Linked DNA regions of Homo sapiens: regions 2 and 3 are each linked to region 1. A link is a loop called in an ENCODE intact Hi-C map of the cell type or tissue named here. Cell type or tissue: MCF 10A. All regions are shown on one strand. Region 1 holds the start of MIR193A (microRNA 193a). Region 2 has its middle 99 kb from the start of MIR365B. Region 3 has its middle 32 kb from the start of COPRS.

What was found. Peaks named below come from ENCODE experiments on the same cell type or tissue, not always from the same donor. Only the 100,000 strongest peaks of a DNase experiment are listed, where the experiment ranks them.
Region 2: it touches region 1 in a loop (2.7-fold over the local background); 5 of 110 quality-filtered maps call a loop at or near these places.
Region 3: it touches region 1 in a loop (5-fold over the local background); 3 of 110 quality-filtered maps call a loop at or near these places.

The regions. Positions count from the first base shown.
Region 1 is chr17:31,554,366-31,562,365 of GRCh38, forward strand. MIR193A (microRNA 193a) reads left to right here and starts at 5,631; the gene lies at 5,631-5,718. RefSeq lists enhancers at 2,686-3,310, 4,644-5,434 and a silencer at 4,413-4,902. In MCF 10A, a CTCF peak has its summit at 4,496 (motif pointing right); a DNase peak (open chromatin) is centred at 4,556.
Region 2 is chr17:31,670,394-31,678,393 of GRCh38, forward strand. No RefSeq gene overlaps it. Among named protein-coding and RNA genes, the nearest start is that of MIR365B, 99 kb to the left of the region's middle. RefSeq lists a silencer at 1,054-1,238 and an enhancer at 7,659-8,000. In MCF 10A, no CTCF peak of the experiment used is centred here; DNase peaks (open chromatin) are centred at 4,118 and 4,758.
Region 3 is chr17:31,822,873-31,830,872 of GRCh38, forward strand. No RefSeq gene overlaps it. Among named protein-coding and RNA genes, the nearest start is that of COPRS, 32 kb to the right of the region's middle. In MCF 10A, no CTCF peak of the experiment used is centred here; DNase peaks (open chromatin) are centred at 3,309 and 3,629.

The DNA.
Region 1 (8,000 bases):
TCACACTGCAGAAACAGGCAAAGAGAAGGAAAGTGATTGTTCTAGGTCACCCAGAAAGCTCTACTTTTATCATAGATATTATGCTTGTCTACAGCATGAGCTCAAATCTTCTAGGAAAAGTCATCTTCATTATTAACTTGACATGCACCCAGGAGATGGTCTATCTCTTTGCCAGCCTGTAGGCCAAACTGGCACCTCACTTGTCAAACACTCATGCCTGATCGATAGGAACAGCAGATGGTGACCAAAATCACTATACTTGATTACAATATTAAGGCTTTAGGGGCAAGAGAGGGACACAGATATACACTGTCAAAGGTTGGAATCCCCAGAAGGCAGACCCCTAGACAGAGCTTAATGTGCAGAATGCTTATTCCACCTGGGAAAGGGTGGGAAGCAGGTGTGAAATGAGGGAGAGCCCCCCTCCCCCACCACTCACTGGATGTGGGCTGTCCAGAGAGCTTAGACTAGGCGGCTCTAATGGCAGAAGACAGTCTGTTGACAGCACTCCAAGCAGCTGGGACAAACCCTTTCTTGAAGGGGTAACATGGCACAGTGACCATCACACACAGAGTGGGAACTTAAAGACAAGAATCAATTCAGTCACAGAGAGTGAGGGCAAAGATAAAGCTCATAGGCCAAAGGCTTAACTTCTGGATCAAGGGCTCTAATATTTTCCAGACATGGGCTTTGGCTACTGAAAGCATTTCAAAGAACACTGAGTAAGAGGGCTGGGACCTGGGGCCAGTAGGGATCACTGTGTGACCTCACTTCCCAGGAGTCATCCTCAGCATCACGTGCAGAAGGCCAGCCTGGGTAGGGAGCCTCAGGTCACCTGCCTCCTCCCCAGACCCCATCATCCAGGAAAACTGAATTCAGCTGAAAGCACAGCCATGGCATTGCTGAAATATGACAACACCTGGAGACAATGGATTCCTTTCTGGGGAATTTACCCCTCTGCTGCTGCTTGAGGGCAAGCGTCCTGTCTTCTCTTCCCCTGGTATATAAAATGAGGCTCTTCATTTGTTGGCTGAATGAATGAAGGTCAGAAAAAGAAAACTCAACTTCTCATCCTCCAGTAATGGAACAATCAAGTTGGGAGAAATCACAGAGAAAAAAATCACGTCCCAATTTTGCTGATGAGGAAACTGAACTTCAGAGGCAGGAAATAACTCTCAGAAGGTTGCAGAGAAGGTGAGGAATCGAAACAGGCCATAAGCAGTGACAAGTCTGGTAATGCCAGAGTAGTTTTTCTGCAGTAAAGATTTCCCTTCCTGCTTGCCTTTCCCCTGATTCTGGGGCTCTCCCTTGGTCCAGATCATTTGGGCCGAGAGAAACAAAACCCAGGTGCATTGCCATCTAAGCAGAATATGCTGAGAAAATCACCCTCACAAATTCCATAGTCACCTACAAAGTACTTCAGGTTATCACCAGCCCTTTTCTCCCTCTGGTCCCCAGGATGCGTATGTCTTCTCTCAGAACTCTTTCTGGGCCGGGTGCAGTGGCTTACACCTGTAATTCCAGCACTTAGGGAGGCTGAGGCAGGAGGATCACCCGAGGTCAGGTTTCACTAACATGGTGAAACCCCGTCTCTACCAAAAATACAAAAATTAGCTGGGCATGGTGGCGGGCGCCTGTAATCCCAGCTACTAGGGAGCCTGAGGCAGGAACCTGGGAGGCGGAGGTTGCAGTGAGCCGAGATTACGCCAATGCACTCCAGTCTGGGCAACACAGTGAGGCTCTGTCTCAAATAAATAAATAAATAAATAAATAAAAATAACAGAGAGATGTTAATATCATCATCATCATGGTATGTTCTTGAAGTTCTCAAACAGCAGGAGGTAACCCTGTTAAGTGAAACCAATTTAACAGCTTGTAAACAGCATTCTAAAAATGAAACGGTAACACAGAATATATATTTGAGTGCATAAGAATTGTTTCATAAAACATTTGTTTTACACATGTACATAGATACATACACATATATACATACGTACACACACAGGTATTTCCTATCATGGGGCATGACTGAGTTTGAAAGCTACTGTTCTAAGGCAACATTTCTCTAAAGATGATTGAAAGGAGTGTTTTTCTTTCTTTTCTTTTTTTTTTTTTTTAATTTTTGAGACAGGGTCTCACTCTGTTGCTCAAGCTAGGGTGCAGTGGTATGATCACAGCTCACTGCAGCCTCAACCTCCTGAGCTCAAGTGATCCTCCCACCTCAGCCTCCCGAGTAGCTGAGACTACAGGTGCGCGGCACCACGCTTAGCTAATTTTTTTTGTTTGTTTTTGTTTTTGTAGAGACATGGTTTCGTCAGGTTGCCTAGACTGGTCTTGAACTCCTGAGCTCAAGCAATCTGCCTGCCTTGGCCTCCCAAAGTGCTTGTGGCTTACAAGCCTGAGCCACTGCGCCTGGTCTATTTTTCTAACTTTAGTAATTTGCATTTGCATACCACTGCCATTATTGTTGTCATATCAGAATACTACCTATAACATTATTTACTAAATTCTTGTCTTTGAGTTGGCTCACTTTAACCATTTTTGCCTCATTGTAACAGCAATATTCAGAAAATTTATATTTAATACTACATATTACATTTTTTTCCATCTAAAACCATCTCTCATATGAGCACCACCTTTTGGGAAACGCTGGTGGCAAGGAGTGTCACATGCAAAAGCCCCTTCCAGAAGTCAAGCTGGGAGCCAGAAAAGCTGTATGATGTTGGGATGTTGGGTGAGCCCCCACCCCCTGCCCCCGGGGTCCTTCTCTGCCCCTGGAGGCAGGCCCAGTCCTGCTGCTGGGTATCCCAAGTTCTTGTGGTTGACCTTCCCGCAGTGGCCACCTCAGGAAGAAAAGGGCAGGCCCTATCTGCCTGTGGACTGGATCTTTCTTGGGATGTTCCCGCCAGTGGAAAAGGCCAGGACCTCGATCTGCCTTTCTGTAGTGAGCTGCATCCTGCTGCTGCCCCAAGATCGAAGAATTTCCTTTCTTGTCCAGCTTTGATTCCATTGATGGGATTAGGCACCCCCCACGGCCGTGTCCTTTGATGTGGTCAGGGGGTAGCAGGGAGATTTCAGGCCCAGGGAGCAAATCTTAATCTTCTTCGAGCTTCTCTGGGATCAGCACCGGGGTAAACCCATTACAACCCTGCCCTTTCATCCCCCCAGGACACCGGCTCCTCCCGGCTCCTGAGTCTCAGAGATCCTAAGGGTTTGTCAGATTTGGAGCGAGCAATAAAAGGGGAAGAGAAAGCAGAACACTAACTCCAGACCCCCTCCAGCCCCGGCTGCATCTCCAGCAACGTCAGGGCATCTTCTTTCTTCCCTTCTAATCCTGCGCTCCCACAAAATGGCGATTACAGAGGCCTGGGGCCAGCGCTGTCCATGCCCCAGCACTGGGCATCTCTGCCAGCGCTTGGCCGCCATCCCTCCCCCAGCTACGCACTCCTGGGAGCACCAGCTCCTGGACATGTCCTACCCAGGGATCCCGATGTGGGGATCAGATAAACCAGATATACCACTCAACCCTTACCAAAGTGAAGTTTAGAGACAGGGTCTCCCTCTGTCACGCAGGCTGGAGTGCCGTGGTGCGATCATAATTCACTGTAGCCTCTAACTCCTGGGCTTCAGCGATCCTCCCACCTCAGGTGTGTGCCACCACGCCCAGCTAATTTTTTTTTTTTTTTTAACTTTTTGTAAAGACAGAGTCTCACTATGTTCCCAGGCTGGTCTCAAACTCCTGGGCTCAAGCAATCCTGCCTTGGCCTCCCAAAGTGCTGGGATTACAGGTGTGCGCCACCGTGCCCAGCCTCATAGTGAGATTTAAAGGCATGATCTGGGTTGGTGAGGCCAGGAAAGAGAAGGCAGGAACATAGCTAATATCTATGTCGGGACACAAACAGATATGTCACGTTATTTTCTTTAAATGGCTCCAAATCTCGACCTGAAGAGGTTGGGAAACTCAACCTCAGTGGTTATTTGGGCTTCCCCATCACCCACGGTGCCTGGAATCCTGGCCATCTTGAGGCTGGGGATCTTGGTAGAGGCCTGGTTCAGGTCCCAGAGGAGACACGCAGTTACTCTCCCACATCCTGGCGTCTCCGGAGAGACAGTGGGGCAGCAGGTCTCCACCAAGGGGATTCCACTGACCTCCCACCCCTCGCTAATCTTGGGACAGCTCTTACTCAGCCTCAAAGCTTTTCTGTCCCACTCCTTTTCCACAGTCTCCCTAAAGGAACTCAGCTTTTCAAACAGCACAGCCAGGAAGAGAGGTTGTCTGCAGGCCGCTGGAACTGGGAGTTGAAAGCACGAAATTTTAACATCTCAAGAAAGTATGCTGCCCGGTACTATGCTTGGCACTTTAATTTATAATCTTTGCCACCAAAGCCCTGCCAGAAGTGCCCGGCGGCTCCAGGTTCTAGATGGGGAAGTTGAGGCCGGCGGCAGGCGCGCTCCACCGGGCGGGGGCGCGGCCCGGGAGCGGAGCGGCCGGCAGGGGGCTCCCCGCGCCGGTCTCCGCGGGAGGAAGCGCTGGCAGCTGCTCGGACGGGTCAAAGGAGGAAAAGGGAAAATTACTGGGCTCCGGGGCGGGAAGGACTGCGTGACTGGGAGGAAGGCACTCCAGACTGTCGAGTAGGGCCGCCCGCGTCGGGACCCCATCCCCGGGGCAGTGCGGGCCACCCGGGACCTGGGAACCCGGGCCACCCCCCACCGCCGTCAGGGTCTCTCCCGCCGGTGCCGCAGGCTGGAGCGGGCGTCGCGGCCGGGGGCGGTGCCGCCTAGGGGCGGGCGAAGGGCGGGCCGGGGCGGGGCGCCGTCCGCTCGGCTCCGGGAGGCGGTGCGGGCGGGCGCTGGCCGCGTCCGCCCGCCGGGAGCCGCGGGGCGCGCAGCCTTCCTGATGTGTCACCAGCACGTGGAGCCAGGTCGGGCCGCGGCGAGCAAGCCGACCCCCCCAACTTTCGAGGGGTCTCGCCGCCCCGCTCCTCTCCCGGCTTCGTCGGGCTCGCTCTCCTAGCGGAGGGGGCGGCGGCGGCCCCCAGGTCCCGGGCAGGTCGAGCGAGGCCACGGCCCCCGGCCAGGAGTTCGAGGGGCTCCCGGAACGTCGGGGCGCGGGCCCCGGCTAGCGGCTATGGCCCCCGTGCCCAGGCAGCGGTGCGGGCTCGGCCTTGCGGGAGGGTGCGGCCTGCTGCGAGAGGTCGGCCACGGCTCCTGCCCCGCGCCCCGCGCCCCTCGCCCGCCGAGCTGAGCGCAGGTAACCGAGGCAGAGCGGAGCTGGGCCTCGCAGGCGCGGCGTGGGAGCGTGGCGAAGTTTCTCGGCGCATAACTCTTGCGCCCCACTCGGGAGTGGGGCTGCGGTGGGGAGGCTTTGGTCCCCGCACCTCCCCCTCCCCCAGCGCTGTCCCTCGGCCTGAGCCGAGGCGGCCCGGGGGTGGCGTGGAGGCCGCCGAGCGTCGTGTAACCCTTGGAGGGCTGGGTTTGGAGCCCGCGACCCGAGGTCGGGCGGGGCGGTGGACTTTCCCGGGGAACGCCGCCTGAGGGACACCCAGAGCTTCGGCGGAGCGGAGCGCGGTGCACAGAGCCGGCGACCGGACCCAGCCCCGGGAAGCCCGTCGGGGACGCACCCCGAACTCCGAGGATGGGAGCTGAGGGCTGGGTCTTTGCGGGCGAGATGAGGGTGTCGGATCAACTGGCCTACAAAGTCCCAGTTCTCGGCCCCCGGGACCAGCGTCTTCTCCCCGGTCCTCGCCCCAGGCCGGCTTCCTCCCGGGCTGGCGTGCGCTCCGGCCAGGCTGCCTCTCAGGTCCACGCTGGAGAAGGAGTGGTGAGGTGCGCTCGCCCCGGCTGCGTGCGGTGATTCGGGAAATCCCCGCACTTCGCTGGAGAAATAGCGACGCTCTCGGAAGTGTGAGTCGGTCACTGCTTGGGGTCCGTACCCTTTGGGCAGACGTGGACCGCGCCCCGGCGACCTGGGTTGAGTGGACAGACGGGACCCGGCTTACCCATGGGCCAAGCCCTGCCACTTACCGAGGCCTGCCCTGCTGTGCTTTCCAGGGCGGCAACCTTGAGCTTGGGGGTGGGGAGAACGGGGCCTGACTTCTAGAATTGCCCCTGGGGAGGTGGGAAGCGGAGGTTTGGCCCGGTGGCGCAGGAAGCCCCTGTTCCTCTCCCAAACACCATTTCATTAAAGATGGATCTTTGTGGATGTGTTCCCAATGGCCGGTCTTTTGTTCCCTGACCGATGCAACATAATGTGGACCCACTCTAGTCCTCTTCAAGTTTTTTGCTGGAATTCCTTAAACTCTCCTTTAAAGTCTCTTATCTATTCCTCTAGTGCGTTTGCTTCTACTCCCCGAAAACAAAAACCCACCAACCCCTGAAACCTCGGGTTTGCCTGGTGTTGGAACTTTGGTTATTTGTCCTTTGTTTGTGTTGTGTTTTTGGCTCTTGGCCGTGGAAAAACATCTGGGGACATGCAGTGAGGTGACTTGAACTGTGTGAAGAACTGGTTGACAAAATAGGGAACGTCTGGTCCCTGTCTTACTTGGCTTTGGAAAACAGGAGAGGTTTTTAGGAGCTGGGAGGAGGGAGGGTGAGAGGGAGGAACCATCACGGCCAGGTTGGCCCACCCCTTGCCAGGTCGTGTAAAAACCCATTCAAGAGGCATTTTCCCACAGGCTCCCTGCCTCTGCAGGCCACGTGTAGAGTAGTCCTTTGCAGGCGTCCTGCCCATACTGTTGTCCCTGTTTTGGGGGCATGTGGGAGCCAACACAGGGGAGTCAGGTGTGTGGTAGGCAGTCAGGTGTGTTTTGGGGTCAGGGAGGCAGGTTTGGGCCTGGGAGGCCAGGAAGGGACATACCCCGTCCTGCAGTTGGCCTGACTTTTGTCCATGTTAGCTTTGTCCTGGAGGCTTACCCAGTGGAACATGCAGATGTCAGAATTATGGGAGAAAAGAGTTTGGCCATGGGGTAGATTTCTGAACATCTTGACAAATTCTTAGTTTGGAGACAAAATTGTCTAGGAGTGGAACTGATGGGAGCTTCAACTGGAGACCTCGCCCCTAATTAAGAAAAATGCTCTTTGGAGCGCTGAATCAGCTTGGGAAAACAAAGTTCTCCCTTTGAACCAATGCCTCTCCCAGCCCTGGGGATCAGTGTCTAAAAGTAAATGAAGTGGAAATCTCCAGAATATTGCGTGGTCATAAAACATCCCAGAAGTGGGCTGGAGCAATGAGATGCCGAAAAGCAGGCCTGGCTGGCTGCCCTGCACCCACCCTGGAGGGGACCGGCTGGGGAAGGTGGACTCACAGGGCTGGGAATGAGGCCTGAGGAGCACTGTGGTGCCCCCGGCAGTTTCCCTCAGGCTGTGCCCCATTCTTTCTGGGTCTGGCCAGGGCTTTAGAGATTTTTAGGAAATGACTTGGTGCTTCGTTTCTTTGGGGGAAGTGAGTGATTAGGTTTTTCCTTCTTGGGTTTTTTTCCTTTGCAAAATGTGATTGAATCAGCTATGCAGTAGGCTGGGCTAGCCTGGCCTCCTGCAACTGATTTATGCTTCCGTGTAAGCCGTTGTATTGAGGAATTGTGTTGTAGTGGAGAGCTTTTTGATTTTGCTCTCTCTTGAATTCATAGTTTCCTGGAGCAGAGGCCTCCTTCCTGGCTCCTACCCCCACCCCCAGTCCCTCTTTCAAAGATGGGTACCTCAAGGTTTCAAGGGGAAGTAGCTTGAACATAGACTGATTTACCCTGGAGCCTTCTTCAGGAAGCAGCTAAATGCAAGGTAGAAAGCTGGTAGGAGGGGGAGGGTTTTAGCGAGACCTGCAGGGAGACTGACGGAAGACTCCTAAAAATCCAGCTGGACTCCCTGTCCTGCCTACTGGGAAGAAACTTGCATTCCCTCAACTCTTAGGTAAATTGCAGACTGGTGAATAATTAACCTTGCCTTTTTGGCTTTTTTTTTTTTTTTTTGAAAAAGAAAAATCCCAACCTATGAAAGATTGAAGATCA
Region 2 (8,000 bases), 120 kb after region 1:
TGTCTGTTCTCAGATCTCAAACTCCGTGCTGGGAGAACCACTACTATCTTCAAAGCTGTCAGACAGGGATGTTTAAGTCTGCAGAAGTTTCTGCTGCCTTTTGTTCAGCTATGCCCTGCCCCCAGAGGTGGAGTCTACAGAGGCAGGGAGGCTCCTTGAGCTGTGGTGGGCTCCACCCAGTTCAAGCTTCCTGGCCACTTTGTTTACCTACTCAAGCCTCAGCAATGGTGGGCGCCCCTCCCCCAGCCTCGCTGCCACCTTGCAGTTGGATCTCAGACTGCTGTGCTAGCAGTGAGTGAGGCTCCATGGGTGTGGGACCCTCCAAGCCATGCTCGGGATATAATCTCCTGGTGTGCCGTTTGCTAAGACCATTGAAAAAGCACAGTATTAGGGTGAGAGTGTCCTGATTTTCCAGGTGCCATCTGTCACAGCTTCCCTTGGCTAGGAACGGGAATTCCCTGACCCCTTGCACTTCCCTGGTGAGGTGATGCCACGCCCTGCTCCATGGCCTGCACCCACTGTCTGAAGCCCCAGTGAGATGAACCCAGTACCTCAGTTGGAAATGCAGAAATCACCCGTCTTCTGCATCGCTCACCCTGGGAGCTGTAGACTGGAGCTGTTCCTATTCAGCCATCTTGGGACCTCTGATCACTGCCAATATCCTTTATAGTCAGGAAGTGGTAGAACAAAGTGTGACTAATGTCCAAATCCCATCATTCTCTTTCTGCTACAAGAGAAAAGAAAAGTGAAAGGGTAGAAGGAGAAGTCGAGACAGGGAAGAGACTCGGGCAGCTTCAAATGGCTTCAGGGGCCCAAAAGCTGCTGAACACAGAGGATTCCCAGGCTTCGGAGTCTGACCTAATGAATGACAGGGCATAGGGATGAGGCAGCAGGAGGGGCCAAAGTGAAGACTCACCTTCCCAATAAGCCTTGCAGTCAGACCTTGTGTCTGAGCAGATGTGCCTGGAAAAGTGACCTCCAGATGGGTTAGGAAGGTCCCTATTGCCACAGTGAATCCTGCCCTTGCCCCCTGGCCAGGGAGCAGCTAATCCTCCATGCCAGCTATCCAGGCTCCCTGGAGTCTTTGATAAAGACCTGGACAAGGCAGATTGCAATTCTCATGGGAGGGAGCTGGGGTGGGGCAAACGTGTTCCTCCAGCACTCCCAAAGCCAGCCTCAGCCAGGCGTGGCAGCTCATGCCTGTAATCCCAACACTTTGGGAGGCCAAGTCAGGAAGATTGCTTGAGCCCAGGAGTTCCAGACCAGCCTGGGCAACATGGTGAAACACCATTGCTATAAAAAATACAAAAAATAGCTGGGCATGGGTGGTGTACTCCCGTAGTCCCAGCAACACAGGAGACTGAAGCAGGAGAATCAATTGAGCCCTTGAAGTCAAGGCTGCAATGAACAGTGATTGCACCACTGCACTCCAGCCTGGACAACAGAGGGAGACCCTGTCAAAAAAAAAAAAAAAAAAAGCCTGCCTCGTGGCTTCAGTTCCTGCAATGTATCTGATGTACCTGGGGCCAAAAGCCTGGACTCTGGGCCAGCTCTGTGTCCCGCACTACAGTTGAGGAAAGAGATCAGAGAAAGGGACAAAGGATAGATTTGGGTCTTGATTCGGAATAACCCAATTCTTTGCCCACAGGAGTAGAAAAGATGGAAGATGTGCCCACTATTTCCCTAGGGTCCCTCAGCTCTGAGTCCCCCTTCTACACTGGCTCAGTGATGCCGGGCTGGGCTGCACCTCTGCAACTACAGTGCCCAGACCCCTTTGCCAGCTGGCTTTCTATTTGGTGCTATCTCTCCATAGGAAGTCCCGGAGAAGGATCGGAAGGCAGGAGAGGGGAGAAGGTGCTTTTCCCTTCCCGTTTGTTTGCTGTTCCTGTCAGTGCAGCCCAGCAGTGGCAGCTGGTCCAGTCTCCAGCGTCCTTCAGCATCCCGGTGCCAGCCCTCCTCTGCCTGCTCAGAAAGAAGAACCCTCGGAGCTGGCCAGCACTGCTCTTAGTGCCCAAGCTCCACCCTTCCAAGCTCCTAGTTTCCTGTTTTCTTCCCTTTCATCCCCCCAGCCTTAAAGGTGATGGCTGCTTTCTATAGTTATTTTCTCTGGGTTTTCCTCAGTATTCTGTTTTTTCTCTTCCTGCCAGGTGTAACCAAATCCTCATATTAAATTTCCCCTGTTGAGATCCTGGCATGATTTCTCTTTTCCTGACTGGCTTCTGCTGATTCAGAAAGAAACAGAGCTGCTTCTCCAGGGAGCCTGCTGTGTTTTACAAGACACAGAGTGGGACTGAGGGCAGGGGAGGGGCTTTGGGCTAAGGTGGTCCTGAGTCCAAATCCCTTCTCTGATTTTACCCCCTGAGTGACTTTGGGCAAGCTACTTGATTTCTCTGCACTTCAGTTTCCTCACCTGAAAATCGGGTTAGTAACACAAACCTGATTCGTCTTCAGTACCAGAGACAAAAAACCAATTTGAACTAATTAGGCAAAAGGATGAAATTATTCTGGAAAGTTTCCAGAAAAGTAATCATCAAGTGCAAAGGGCAAGAAGGCAGGGGTCTGGCTCACCTCTCCTAGAACTGGAATCAGGAACTCAAGTGCATTGAGGATCTCTCTGCCCCTCAGAGCTGCTTCCCAGTTTGTGGTCCCGATTCTTATCACAGAGCATCTTCTCCATGTGGTGGAGGAAGATGTCTTCTCTCAGTTTCCAGACTCTTGCCTTCACAGCTTTGCCCACAGAAGAAACCACTCCTCCTGGTGAGGCCCAACTCAGTAGTGTCCAAGGAAAGGCACAATTGGCCAGGGAGGTTATGAGTTCATCCCTGCACACACACTGTTACCTGGGAGCAGGGTCACATAAGGGATGACAGCTGCTGGTCAGCGACAACACGTCTAGATCTTGCAAAAACCCGGGCATTGCCACATGACTCTTCCCGTTTCACAGATGAGCAAGCTGAGGTTCAGAGGAGGAGGGGCTTGACCACAGTCATGCGGCTTTCATCTAAATAACAATACCGGACATTATGTCATTAAAAATCAGGTTACGGCCGGGTGGCTCATGCCTGTAATCCCAGCACTTTGGGAGGCTAAGGCAGGAGAATCACTTGAACCCAGGAGGCAGAGGTAGCAGTGAGCTGAGATCACGCCACTGCACTCCATCCTGGCAACAGAGCGAGACTCCGTCTCAAAAAACAAAACAAAACAAAAGAAAAAAACAGGTTATTAGCTGGGCACGCTGGCACACACCTGTAATCCCAGCACTTTGAGAGGCTGAGAAGGGAGGGTCACTTGGGGCCAGGAGTTCAAGTCCAACATGGACAACAAAACGAGAACCCATCTCTACCAAAAAGAGAACAAAATTTTTTCGAGACAGGGCCTCACTCTGTCGCCCAGGCTGGAGTGCAGTGGCACGACCTCAGTTCACTGCCCCTTACACCTCTCGGATTCAAGGATTCTTGTGCCCCAACCTCCTGAGTAGGTGGGATTACAGGCACACACTGCCATGTCTGGCTAATTTTTGTATTTTTTGGAAGAGACAGGGTTTCGCCACGTTGGCCAGGCTGGTCTCAAACTCATGGCCTCAGATGATCCACCCGCTTTGGCCTCCCAAGTGCTGGGATTACAGGCATGAGAAATACTCTTTTTAATTAGCTGGGTGAGGTGGTGCACGCCTGTAGTGGTAGCTTTTGGAGAGGCAAGGCAGGAGGATCACTTGAGTTTAGGAGTTTAAGGCTGCAGTGAGCCGTGATCACACCACTGCACCTCAGCCTGGGTGGCAGGGTGAGACCTTATCTCAAAACAAAAAACCCGAGATAACTGGCAGCTCTGCAGGCTTAGAGGAAAGCAACTGGATGTGGGTGAGTGTAGTGCAGTAGGCAAGGAGGGAAGAAGGCTGCATTTGCTTCATGCCTACAATGTGCCAGGCACTGGCGGATCGACACAGGAGAGCCATGCCTCCAGTGTCTATCCTGTTTTGAAAAGAGAAGAAAATGAGGTTCAGAATGGTTCCATACCCAATTCCAGGCTCCACAGCTTAGAGGCAGGGCTGGAATTCAAACCCTAGTCTTGCGGGTTCTGTGCATTACTCATCGCAGTAGCTGTATGCCTAGGCCCCTCGGGAAGTTTCTGGCTATTGGACAGACTCAGATTGGATGACATTCCCTGGCTCCATTTCCTCTGGTTTTAGATGCCAGCAGAATACAGGTCCCTCTGGGCATCGTGGCATTCGAAAAAATGCAGGGAAAGGGTCCACAGAAACTAAAAATGATGATCAAGGGGCAGAAAGGGTTTTCTGAGGAAACGTAAAGACAAACTGGGCTGTTGCATTGCTGGTGACCTGCCTCTGGCACTTCTCCAGCTGTATCTCTGCCTGACCCTCCAGCCACACTAAATTTTTTACAGCTTCCCGAATATGTCACTGTTTTCTGCCTCCACGCCTTTGTAGAAATTGCTTTCTTTACCTAAAACACCTTTCCTACTCCCATCCAAACCCTGCCTTCCTGACAAACTCCTATACATCCCTCAAAACCGATTTCGGTCATCTCCTCTGTGAAGTCCTGTTTCCTAGCAGTGGACCCTTCCTGCTTCATACCCTAGGGTTGATTGCTTCTTTTTCTTTGTCCTCAGCACACCTAAGACTTCCTCCAAACTGGTGATTCTCCACTCCCATGTGCAGATCTGCTTGCTGCATCAGAATCACCTCAGGAGTGATTTCAAGATAGTCAAGCCCAGGCCCTGCTCTGGGAGAATCTGACTCAGACTCTGGAGTGTAGCCAGATGTCAGAAATAAGTAGATTGTCCAAGTGCTTGTGATGCTCAGCCAGGTGTGGAGAGCACTGAGGTGCACCCCTGGAAGGCAGGACCTTCTCCATACCAGGGCTTGGCTCAGAGGAGTGCACAGTGAGTGGGGAAGGAAAGAAGGGAGTGTGTCCAGCATTGGTTCCTTCCCGTGGGTTCTTGGTCTCGCTGACTTCAAGAATGAACTTGTGGACACTCATGGTGTGTGTTACATTTCTTAAAAATGGTGTGTCTGGAGTTTGTTCCTTCAGATGTTCAAACATGTCCAGAGTTTCTTCCTTCTGGTGGGTTCATGGTCTCGCTGACTTCAGGAGTGAAGCCACAGACTTTCGCAGTGAGTGTTACAGCTCTTAAAGGTGGCACGTCTGGAGTTGTTTGTTCCTCTTGGTGGGTTCGTGATTTCACTGGCTTCAGAAGTGATCCTACAGACCTTTGTGGTGAGTGTTACAGCTCACAAAGGTAGTGCGGACCCAAAGAGTGAGCAGCAACAAGAATTATTGCAGCTAGCCAAAGAATAAAGCTTCCACAACTTGGAAGGTGACCAGAGGGGTGGCCAGCTTTTATTCCCTTATTTGGCCTCACCCACATCCTGCTGATTGGTCCATTTTACAGAGCGCTGATTGGTCTATTTTACAGAGTGCTGATTGGTCTGTTTTTACAGAGTGCTGATTGGTGCGTTTACAAACCTTTAGCTAGACACTGAGCACTGATTTGTGCATTTTTACAGGGTGCTGATTGGTGCATTTACAAACCTTTAGCTAGACACAGAGCACTGATTGGTGAGTTTTTACAGAGTGCTGATTGGTGCGTTTACAAACCTTTAGCTAGACACAGAGTGCTGATTGGTGTGTTTACAATCCTATAGATAGACAGAAAAGTTCTTGGAGTCCCTACCTGACCCAGAAGCCCAGCCGGCTTCACCTCTCAGGAGGGAGGGAGGGAGGGAGAGAGGGAGAAAAAGAGAGAGGGAGGGAGGAAGATAGGGAGGGAGGGAAAAAGGAAAGGAGGGAGGAAGGAAGGAAAGGTGGGAGGGAGGGGAGGATAGGAAAGAGAGAGAACGAAAAAATAGAATGAAAGAAAAATGGGGCTGGGTACGGTGTCTCAGGCTTGTAATCCCAGCACTTTGGGAGGCCAAGGTGGGCAGATCACCTGAGGTCAGGAGTTTGAGACCAGCCTGGCCAACATGGTGAAACCCAGTCTCTACTAAAAATAAAAAAAACTAACTAGCCGGATATGGTGGTGGACACCTGTAATCCCAGCTACTGGGAAGGCTGAGGCAGAGAGAATCACTTGAACCTGGGAGGCGAGATTGCAGTGAGCTGAGATGGCACCACTGTACTCCAGCCTGGGTGACAGAGTGAGACTCTGTCAAAAAAAAAAAAAAAAAGAAAAGAAAAAAGAAAGAAGAAAAAGAAAAATGGGAGGAAGGAGGGAGGAGGGAGGAGTGGGGAGGAAGGAAGAGAGAAAGGTGAGTAGAGACAGGTGGGAGGATGAAAATGAGCATGATCCAGGTATGAGCAGAAAGGGGCAGGAAGCTGGGGTCTCGGGTGTGATGCCTCTAGGCCATTCTACCTCACCTCTTGTTGGCAAAGATGCCACTTCTAAAGTTAGACATACAGGGGTTTGAGTCCTGGTTCTGCCACTCACCAGCTGTGTGTGCCTTGGCAAGTCACTTGACCTCTGTTTTCTCTGCTTACAGGTGATAACTGCTGTGCCTGCCTCACCACAATGTTCTCAGGATTTAGCAAGCTCTTATGATCAGCACCTTTCAAGCATTCGTATGCACGAGAAGCAGCGGGGGATTTGTGAAAATCTAGGTTCTGACTCGTTTATGTTGGGCTGGAGCCTGGGATTCTGCAGTGGACTCCAAGTGGAGTCTATGCTGCTGGTCTGTGGACCAACTTTGAGTAGTGAGGATACAGATAAAAAGTCAGACACCTTTCCTCTCAGGGAACTTACCTGATTCTCTGCAACAGGTTGGGAACGAGGCCAGGAGTGCCCCTTTACAGAGCATGTTGTGTGTGCCAAACCTGGTGCTCAGCCCTACCACGCCCCCCTCACTGAGCTGGGAGGCCCCCGTTTTCTCAGAACTTGAGCAATAATGATCATGCCTTGTTCAAATCACACTGAGTTTCCTATTTCAACTGTAACAAGTTTTCGTAAACTAGGTGGCTTAGAAAGCACATTTATTCTCTTATGGTTCTGGAGGCTGGAAGTATGAAATGAGCCTTAGGGGCTCAAATCAAGGTGTCTGTAGGGCTGATTCCCTCTGGAGGCTCTGGGGGGAATCCGCTCCCTGACTCTCCTAGCGGCTGCTGGTATTCCTTGGCTTGTGGCCGCATGACTTGAATCTCTGCTTCTGTTGTCACATTGCCTCATTCTCCTCTCTCTGACCTCCTGGCTCCTTCTTATAAGGACCCTTGTGATTACATCGAGTCTATCTCCCCATGTCAAGAGCCTTAACTTTCTTATATGCAAAGTCCATTTTACCATGTCAGGCAATACAGTCACCGGTTCTGGGGATTAGGGAGTGGATTTCTTTGGAGGCCATTGTTCTGCCAACCACAACTGTCCAGGCCTCTCATCAGAACCTCCCAGGCCAGACCCTGACCACAGAGCTTAGGATGCACATCCTCTCCCTGGAGGAAATCTGTCATGATCCCTTTGCAGTCCAGGCTCTGAGCTGAAGCGGTGGCCGTGAGAGGGACTCATTCCTTAGCGTGGATGCTCCCTCTCCATGCATTGATCTCCCAAGAGTCAGAAGCTGAAGGAGCAGGGCCAAGGTCATGCTGTCCCTGGAGCCCCGGAGCACATGCTTGCCATAAGGCACACTGCTCATAAGAGCCAGGCCAGAGGTGACCTCTCCGGCAGCAAATCCATCAGGAGAAAATTGATAGGAAGGCCAGCCAGAAGATGGACAGAGCATTGTTAAGGAGGCAGGAGTGGTTGGACATTGACAAGGAAAAGGAAGTTGAAAAAATCCAGCTTGCTTTTTTCCTAAAACAGTTATTCCCTTAACCCCATGGTCCCTGAGACAGTGGACGAGCTGGGCTGACTGGCTTAGGGGTCACATATTCTGAGCCTATTAATGGCTTTTGGAGGCAAGCTGGGTGACAGGTACCCATTCCTGCCCAGTGTCTGGGTCAAAGGATGGACCCACGAGGCAAACGGATCCACCCCTTGGCTTGCCCACCATAGCTATC
Region 3 (8,000 bases), 270 kb after region 1:
AATTTTTGTATTTTTAGTAGAGACGGGGTTTTGCCATGTTGTCCAGGCTGGTCTTGAACTCCTGACCTCATGATCCACCCACCTCGGCCTCCCAAAGTGCTGGGATTACAGGCGTGAGCCACCGTGCCCAGCCTATTCAGCCTTTCCTATAAGAAAAACTTATATTAAAACAAAACGGGAATACCATTTTTACCTTTCAGTTTGTCAAAGATCAAAGATGTTGTTTACCCTCTGCTGGTATGGAGAAACAGGCACTTTTATACATTATTGGGTAGAGTTTGAAGGCAATCTGATAGTGTCTTCCAAAATAAAATGTACATTTTAAAATGCATTTGCTGACCTAGCAAAATTTCAGTGCTAGGAATTTATCCTACAGAGACTACTCACACACGTGCCTAAAGGGCAAGACTGCTGCTTGCAACATAGTCTATAGAAACAAAAGCAAGGACTGGATAATACATTATGGTACATCCACACAATATATACTATTAACTATTAAAAAGAAAGTCCATGTTAAAACCGTATGTGCTGTTATGGGATGGTGTCCAAAATATATTAAGTGAGAAAGACAAGAAAGCAAAGTGCAAAGCAAGATGAATGGTATTCCAATCTTTATTTGTGTAGAAAAGCTCGCTTCTGTTTGTATTTGCATAGAACATCTCTGGATCCACAAGGAAATGGTGACCACAGGACTGTGGGGAGGATTACTGAAGCCAAGGGTGGAAAGGAGACTTTTCATTGTTCTTTCTGCACTATTTGAATTTTTTAAAATCATAGGTATTTTCTTTCCAAAAAGAAAATAAAAAATAACAAAATACGTGGGCTGTCAAAAGGATATCTATATATGCTTATAATTATATAAATACCTGTATTGTTATGTTAAATGGAAAAAGATAAATTGAAAATTGTTTATATAGTATAGTCACAGCTATACGAAAGGAGAAAAATGTTTGGAGAAAAAACATTGGAAGGGGGCTGGGCGAGGTGGCTCACACCTGTAACCCCAGCACTTTGGGAGGCCAAGGCAGGTGGATCACTAGAGGCTAGGAGTTCGAGACCAGCCTGGCCACCATGGTGAAACCCCATCTGTACTAAAAATACAAAAATTAGTCAGGTGTGGTGGCATGCACCTGTAATCTCAGCTACTCGGGAGGCTGAGGCAAGAGAATCACTCGAACCCAGGAGGCAGAGATTGCAGTGAGCCGAGATTGTGCCACTGCACTCCAGCCTGGGCAACAAAGCGAGACTCTGTTTCAAAAAACAAACAAAAAAAATTGGAAGAAAATGAGGATATGTGCCAAAATGTTAGCCTTGGGATGATCAGTGATTGCATATCTTTCAACTTTTTCTATAGTTTCAACATGTCTTTACTAATCACATTTTACTCTTTTTTTTTTTTTTTTTTGAGTCAGGGTCTTGCTCTGTCGCCCAGGCTGGAGTACAGTGGCACAAACACAGCTCACTGCAACCTCTGCCTCCCAGGCTCAAGCTGTCCTCCCATCTCAGCCCCCAAGTATCTAGGACTACAGGCACACACCACCGCACCCAGCTAATTTTTGAATTTTTTGTAGAGAAGGGGTTTTGCCATATTGTCCAGGCTTGCACATTTTACTCTTGTAATAGAAAAAAATAAACTTTTTAAAAATTATGTTAAATTAAAATATAACATCCATCCACCTTTATAGTTCAATTGCAGATGGTAAAAATCAGGGGGAAGAAAAAGTTAATAGTCTGCTCAAGATCTTTTTCAACACCATGATTCTGCACTAATGAAGTTTGTTGTAGTTTCTCAACTCCTTTTAACTTTTTTCTGGTTTGGCAACTGATGCTGATAAAGACAAGACATAGCACATAAGTCAGCCCCCCCCAAAAAAAAACTGTATTTATAATACCCAATACCAATAAATATGCAGCTGGATGAGCATTTACAGGCATGACTACACTGCAAATTGATACCACCCTTTTGGAAAGCAATTTGGCTATACGAATCTGAAGCTATAAAAAGTGTTTACACCGTCTGACCCAGTAACTTGACTTCTGGAATCCATCCTCAGGAAAAAACGGGAAATGCTGGAGAGCTTTATTCATAAAGGTCATAATTAAGGATGGTATGCAGCCATAAAAAAAATCACAATTGCCAATAACATGTAGCCACATGGGGTAACATTTATGATATGCCGCTAAGTAGAAGAAAAAGAATACAAAACTGCGTATATCCTGTAATTACGACCACTTAATAAAATGCATGTGGAAACCCTGGAAGGAAGTGCAGCAGCATGCTTGCTCACAGTGCTTACATTCAGGTGGTGGGATCGTGAGTGAGTTTTTCCCCCTCCTTTTCTCTTCTCCAAAATGTTTATCATGTATTCTTTTTTAAAAGAATAATGTTTATAAAAACTTGAATATGTGAAGTCTGGACTGTTCCACAGGAAATGAGTCTTCTCTATGTCCCCTGTCTATATCCTTTGAGAAAAAAAAGTAAGTCCTTGCATCTCATATAATAATAACATTCACTAATATTTATTGAGCAACTCTGTACCCTTTACATATTTTAGATCAATGAGCCAAATGAAGTAAAAATCCTTACTACCATTTTGCAAATGGGAAACTGAGGCCCAGACAGGCTAAATGACACAACTCAGAGGTGACAGCATCAGAACTGAAACCCAGGTCCACCACATCACAATAAGCACCCAAAACAGTTCTTGGGGTCCTGGGTGTGCCAGGAAGGGTGCTAACACTCTGTGCACATTTTCTCATTCAATAATCCTGTAGATGTAGATGGTATCCTCATTTTACAATGGGGAAACAGCAGCTAAGGGAAGTCATGTTACCAGTACTAGATGCCAAAGTTAGTCAGAAGTCGAACTGGGATTCGAACCCAGGTTGGTCTGTGTTGGTAGCCACTATGCTGTCGTGGTTACCAAGACAAGGAAAACCCAGAAACTCTGAGCCTGGGACACAGGGAACCATCCCTGGTGCAGGCACCATCAGAAAAAGGAGCATCTGGGCCAGCCACAGTGGCTCATGCCTATCATCCCAGCTCTTTGGAAGGCCGAAGTGGGAAGATTGCTCGAGGCCAGGAGTTTGAGACCACCCTGGGAAACATAGTGAGACCCTCATCTTTACAAATAAATAAATTTTTTTAAAAAAATAGGAGCATCTGATAGGAAGGTGAAGGCAAAAGGAGTGGGCTCTGGGGCTGTCCTGAACTGGGTGGGGCCTGGCTCTGTGCACACCCGTGCACCTGACGCCTGGGGCCGGATGAGCTGGCTCTGTGCAGAGACGTCCATGTGGCCTGGCCTAGGGCCAGCACAGATGTCACGTCCTCCTGCCAGTACTGACAGTTCTGGTGTTCACCAACCAAAAGGCCTCAAAAAAAACCATGAAAGCCCTCTTAAGGATTCCTGGTTCTCAGGGCAGGAAGAAGGCAAGGGGATGGGAAGACACTGTCTCCTGCATGATGGAAAATTCCAGTGCCACCTTGCTTGGGTCTAACTTCCTTGACCACTCTGGAGACACAGAGCCCTACCAGGACCCAGAATCTGGAGCCAAGGCTGGAGCTCTGTGCCCGGACCCAGGGCTGGAGCCAACAACACAAGCACGGGCTTAAACGCTCAGGGAAGCCGGAAGTCCAAGTGACTAAGCTAGAGATACTCAGGCCAGAGGCCAAGTAAGGCCTGAGCGCTGAGTACGGCCAATGGCCTCTGAGATGTCGACATAGCTGAGGTGAAAGACAGACCAGCACCAAAGACGGCTCTGAGGATATGGAGGGGTGAGGACCCTCATACATGACTGGTGGGAGTGGAGACGGACCCAAGCCTTTGGAAAACAGTTTGGTATCACCTGGAACACATACTCTATGATCCAGTAAATCCACTCTTCATAAGACAGCTGGAGAAACTCTCCCACCCATGGGCCGCAGAATGTTCTTAGCAGCACTGCTTATAAAGGCAAAAACTGCAAACAGCCCAAACCCCCACGGCCATGAGAATGGATTAAAAAATACAGACCATATTCATACAATGAAATACTGTATAGTGGTGAAAATGAATAAGCTAAACTGAATGAATGAATCCCATAAACACAATGTTGACTGAAAGAGGCAAATCATAACATAATGTGCATTGTGACCTCACTCAATAGAAGCCCAACAATCTCTCCAGACTAAACAACATATTGACGTATGGGGCATATGCCTATGTGGTAAAACCACAGAGAAAAGAGAATGACAGACACAAAATTCAGGATGGTGATGACCTGCCAGGGACAAGGGGAAAAGGTGGGACTTAAGGGGAAGGGAGCACCCAGGGAGGTTTAGAAAGTATTGAAAACATGGAATTGTTCGGTTAGGTGCTGGGAACATGGGCATTTATTTTCATTATTATCCTTCAAACTGACCCCATGCGTTATATACACTCATGTATGTATAAAATGTTTCAAATTGTTTAAAATTAAGAAAAGTTTTTAAAGACCAGGCACAGTGGCTCACACCTATAATCCCAGCACTTTGGGAGACCTAGGTGGGAAGATTGCTTCGGCCCAAGAGTTCAAGACCAGCCTGGGCAACATGGCGAAACACCATCTCTATGAAAAATACAAAAATTAGCTGGATGTGGTGGCATGCGCTTGTAGTCCCAGAGACTCAGGAGGATCACTTGAGCCAGGGAAGTTGAGGCTGCACTGAGCCATGATCATGCCACTGCACTCTAGCCTGGGTGACAGAGGGAGACCCTCTCTGATAAATAAATAAATAAATATTTAAGAAAAATCTCGGTGGAGAGCTACTGCCTGCTCCATGGAGGTGGCCCAGCACCCAGCACCTGCCTGGCTCCGACCCACCCAACTGACTGTGAATGGTCCAAGAGGAGGGTAGGGACACCAGCTCTGGTTGGCCTGCATAAAAGGAGTGTGGAGGAGAAGGTGCAAGTCTAAATCAGAAGGATAAGTTCAAATCCCATCTTTGCCATTTATTGGCTATATGACCCTGGGCAAGTAACTAAAACTCTCTGAGAGTCAAGTCCTCATCTGCAAAATGAGCACAAGCTAAGAACCTAGGCTTTGTTTATGAATTCCTAGCACTTAGCATCTTACTTGGCAGACAGTAAAAAATAGACATCAAGCATCGGTCTTGTCGTGAGAAAAACAGACAAATTCCAATAGTGGGAAATCTTACAAAATATCTGACCAGCACTCCTCAAAACTATCAATTTCAACAAACAAAAGAAGAAAAAGAGAACAAATCTGCAATGATTCCACTTATATAGGATACCTAAAATAGTCAAAGACAGCAGAAAGAGGCATGCTTACCATGGGAGGGGCAGGAGGAAACAGGAGTGTTTGATGGGTACCAAGTTTCAATTTGAGATGATGAAAAAGTTCTGGAGATGGATGTGGTGATGGCTCTACACAACATGAATGTGCCACTGAACTCTACACTTAAAAATTGTTAAAATGGTAAATTTTATGTTATACATGTTTTACCCGATTTTTTTTTTTTTTTTTTTTGAGAGAGGGTCTTGCTCTGTCACCCTGGCTGGAGTGCAGTGGCACCATCTCAGTTCACTGCAACCTCCACCTCCCATGTTCAAGTGATTCTCATGTCTCAGCCTCCCAAGTAGCTGGGATTACAGGCACGTGCCACCACGCATGACTAATTTTTGTATTTTTATTAGAGACAGGGTTTCGCCCTGTTGGCCAGGCTGGTCTCGAACTCCTGACCTAAAGTGATCCACCCGCCTCGGCCTCCCAAAGTGCTGGGATTTCAGGTATAAGCCACCACACCCGGCCTAAATTTTAAAAATCAAACAAAACAAAATAACCAATTAAAAAAAGTCTGAGAAGCCACCACAGGAGGCTAAAGGGATACAACAAATTGTAATGAGGTATCCTGGACAGGATCCTGAAAGTGAAAAGAGACCAGGTAAAATGTAAGGAAATCTAAATAAACCATGGACTTCAGTTAATCATAATGTATCATTCTTGGTGCATTAATTATAACAAATGTATTATACTAATGTAAGATATTAATAATAGGGGAAATTGGTGTAGGGTATATGGGAACTCTGTGTGGTGGTTTCTCAGACTTTTCTTCATTGTTTTGTCTGAATTTTTTTCTTTTTTTTGAGACAGGGTCTTGGTCTGTTGCCCAGGCTGGAGTCCAGTGGCACAATCACGGTTCACTGCAGTCTCAGGCTCAAGCAAACCTCCCATGTCAGCCTCCCAAGTAACTGTGACTACAGGTACATGCCACCACGCCCAGCTAATGTTTTTATTTTTTGTAGAGATGGGGTCTCACTATGTTGCCCTGGCTGGTCTCAAACTCCTGGGCTCAAGCAATCCTCCTGCCTCAGCCTCCTGAAGTGCTAGGATTATAGACATGAGCCACTGTGCCTAGCTTTTTGTCTGATTTTTGAAAACAATGGTAAAACATATGTAACATAAAATTTTCCGTTTTAACCACTTTCAAGTGTACAGTTCCGGGCATTACGTACATTCACATCGTTGTGGAGCTATCTTCTCAATTTTTCTGAAAATCTAAAAATCTATTCATTAAAATTATATATGAATATATATCATTTTTTTTGAGACAATGTCTCACTCTGTTGCTCAGGCTGGAGTGCAGTGGTGTGATCTCAGCTCACTGCAACCTCTGCCTCCTAGGCTCAAGAGATCCTCCCACCTCAGCCTCCTGAGTAGCTGAGATTACAGGTGCACGCCACCATGCCCCTCTAATTTTTGTATTTTTAGTAGAGACGAGGTTTCACCATGTCGGCCAGGCTGACCTCAAACGCCTGACCTCAAGTCATCCGCCTGCCTCAGCCTCCCAAAGTGCTGGGATTACAGGCATGAGTTACCATGCCCAGCCTAATATATATAATTTTAATAAATATATTTTACTTTAGATTTTCAGAAAAAATCATTTAAATTATATATGCTTAATAATTTTATAATTCATTCATTAAATATTCACATTTATTAAAATTCATATTCATTAAAATTATATATGTATATAATATATAAAATTATATATGGATATATGGATATAATTTTAATGAATACATTGTATTTATATATTATTATTTTATATATACATATATTTCAAATGAAAGCTAAAAGAGACTAAAGACTAAAGAACTAAGGGGAGGGCCAGGCACGGTGGCTCATGCCTGTAATCCCAGCACTTTGGGAAGCTGAGGTGGATGGATCACCTGAGGTCAGGAGTTCGAGACCAGCCTTGCCAATGTGGTGAAACTCCGTCACTACTAAAAATACAAAAATTAGGAAGGCGTGGTGGCTCATGCTTGTAATCCCAGCTACTTGGGTGGCTGGGGCAGGAGAATTGCTTGAATCCAGGAGGTGGAGGTTGCAGTGAGCCGAAATCGCACCACTGTACTCCAGCCTGGGCGACGAGTGAAACTCCGCTCAAAAAAAAAAGAAAGAGAAAACAAAATAAAACAAAACTAAGGGGAGGAGCAGGGGGGTGGGGGGATGTTGGGTGAAACTCTTTGGCCAGGCCCTGAGCCTGAGTTCCAGGGGCCTGGGTTACAAGGCTCCCTGCCCAGTGACAGACCCTCACCCACAGACTTACCATGCCCATACTCTTGTCCCCACCCACCCATGAACAGTGGCCTTTGTCTCATGCATGATGTCAGCTCTTCTCTGCTTCTCTCAAGATCTTGGAGGAATTAATTAGTTGTTCTTTATTTTCTATTTGTTACCTTTGATATTCTATATCTGCCATCTCTTCTCCTGAACCAGGGCCTGGTAGGTCACTGAGAAAATACAAAATGGCCACCTGAACTGGGAGATTTTGCCTCGCACAGTCACGAGCTCCATTAAAACAGAGAAACACTAACCCTAACTTACAATCACCGAACCCATGAGGTCACCCTATCTCCCAGCCCTCCTTCACCAGGTAAGAAACTGAGGCCCAGGGGTCCACGTGACTTGTCTAAGATCACAGCTGTTGAGACTGAGCTGGGATGGGGACCCGGGGC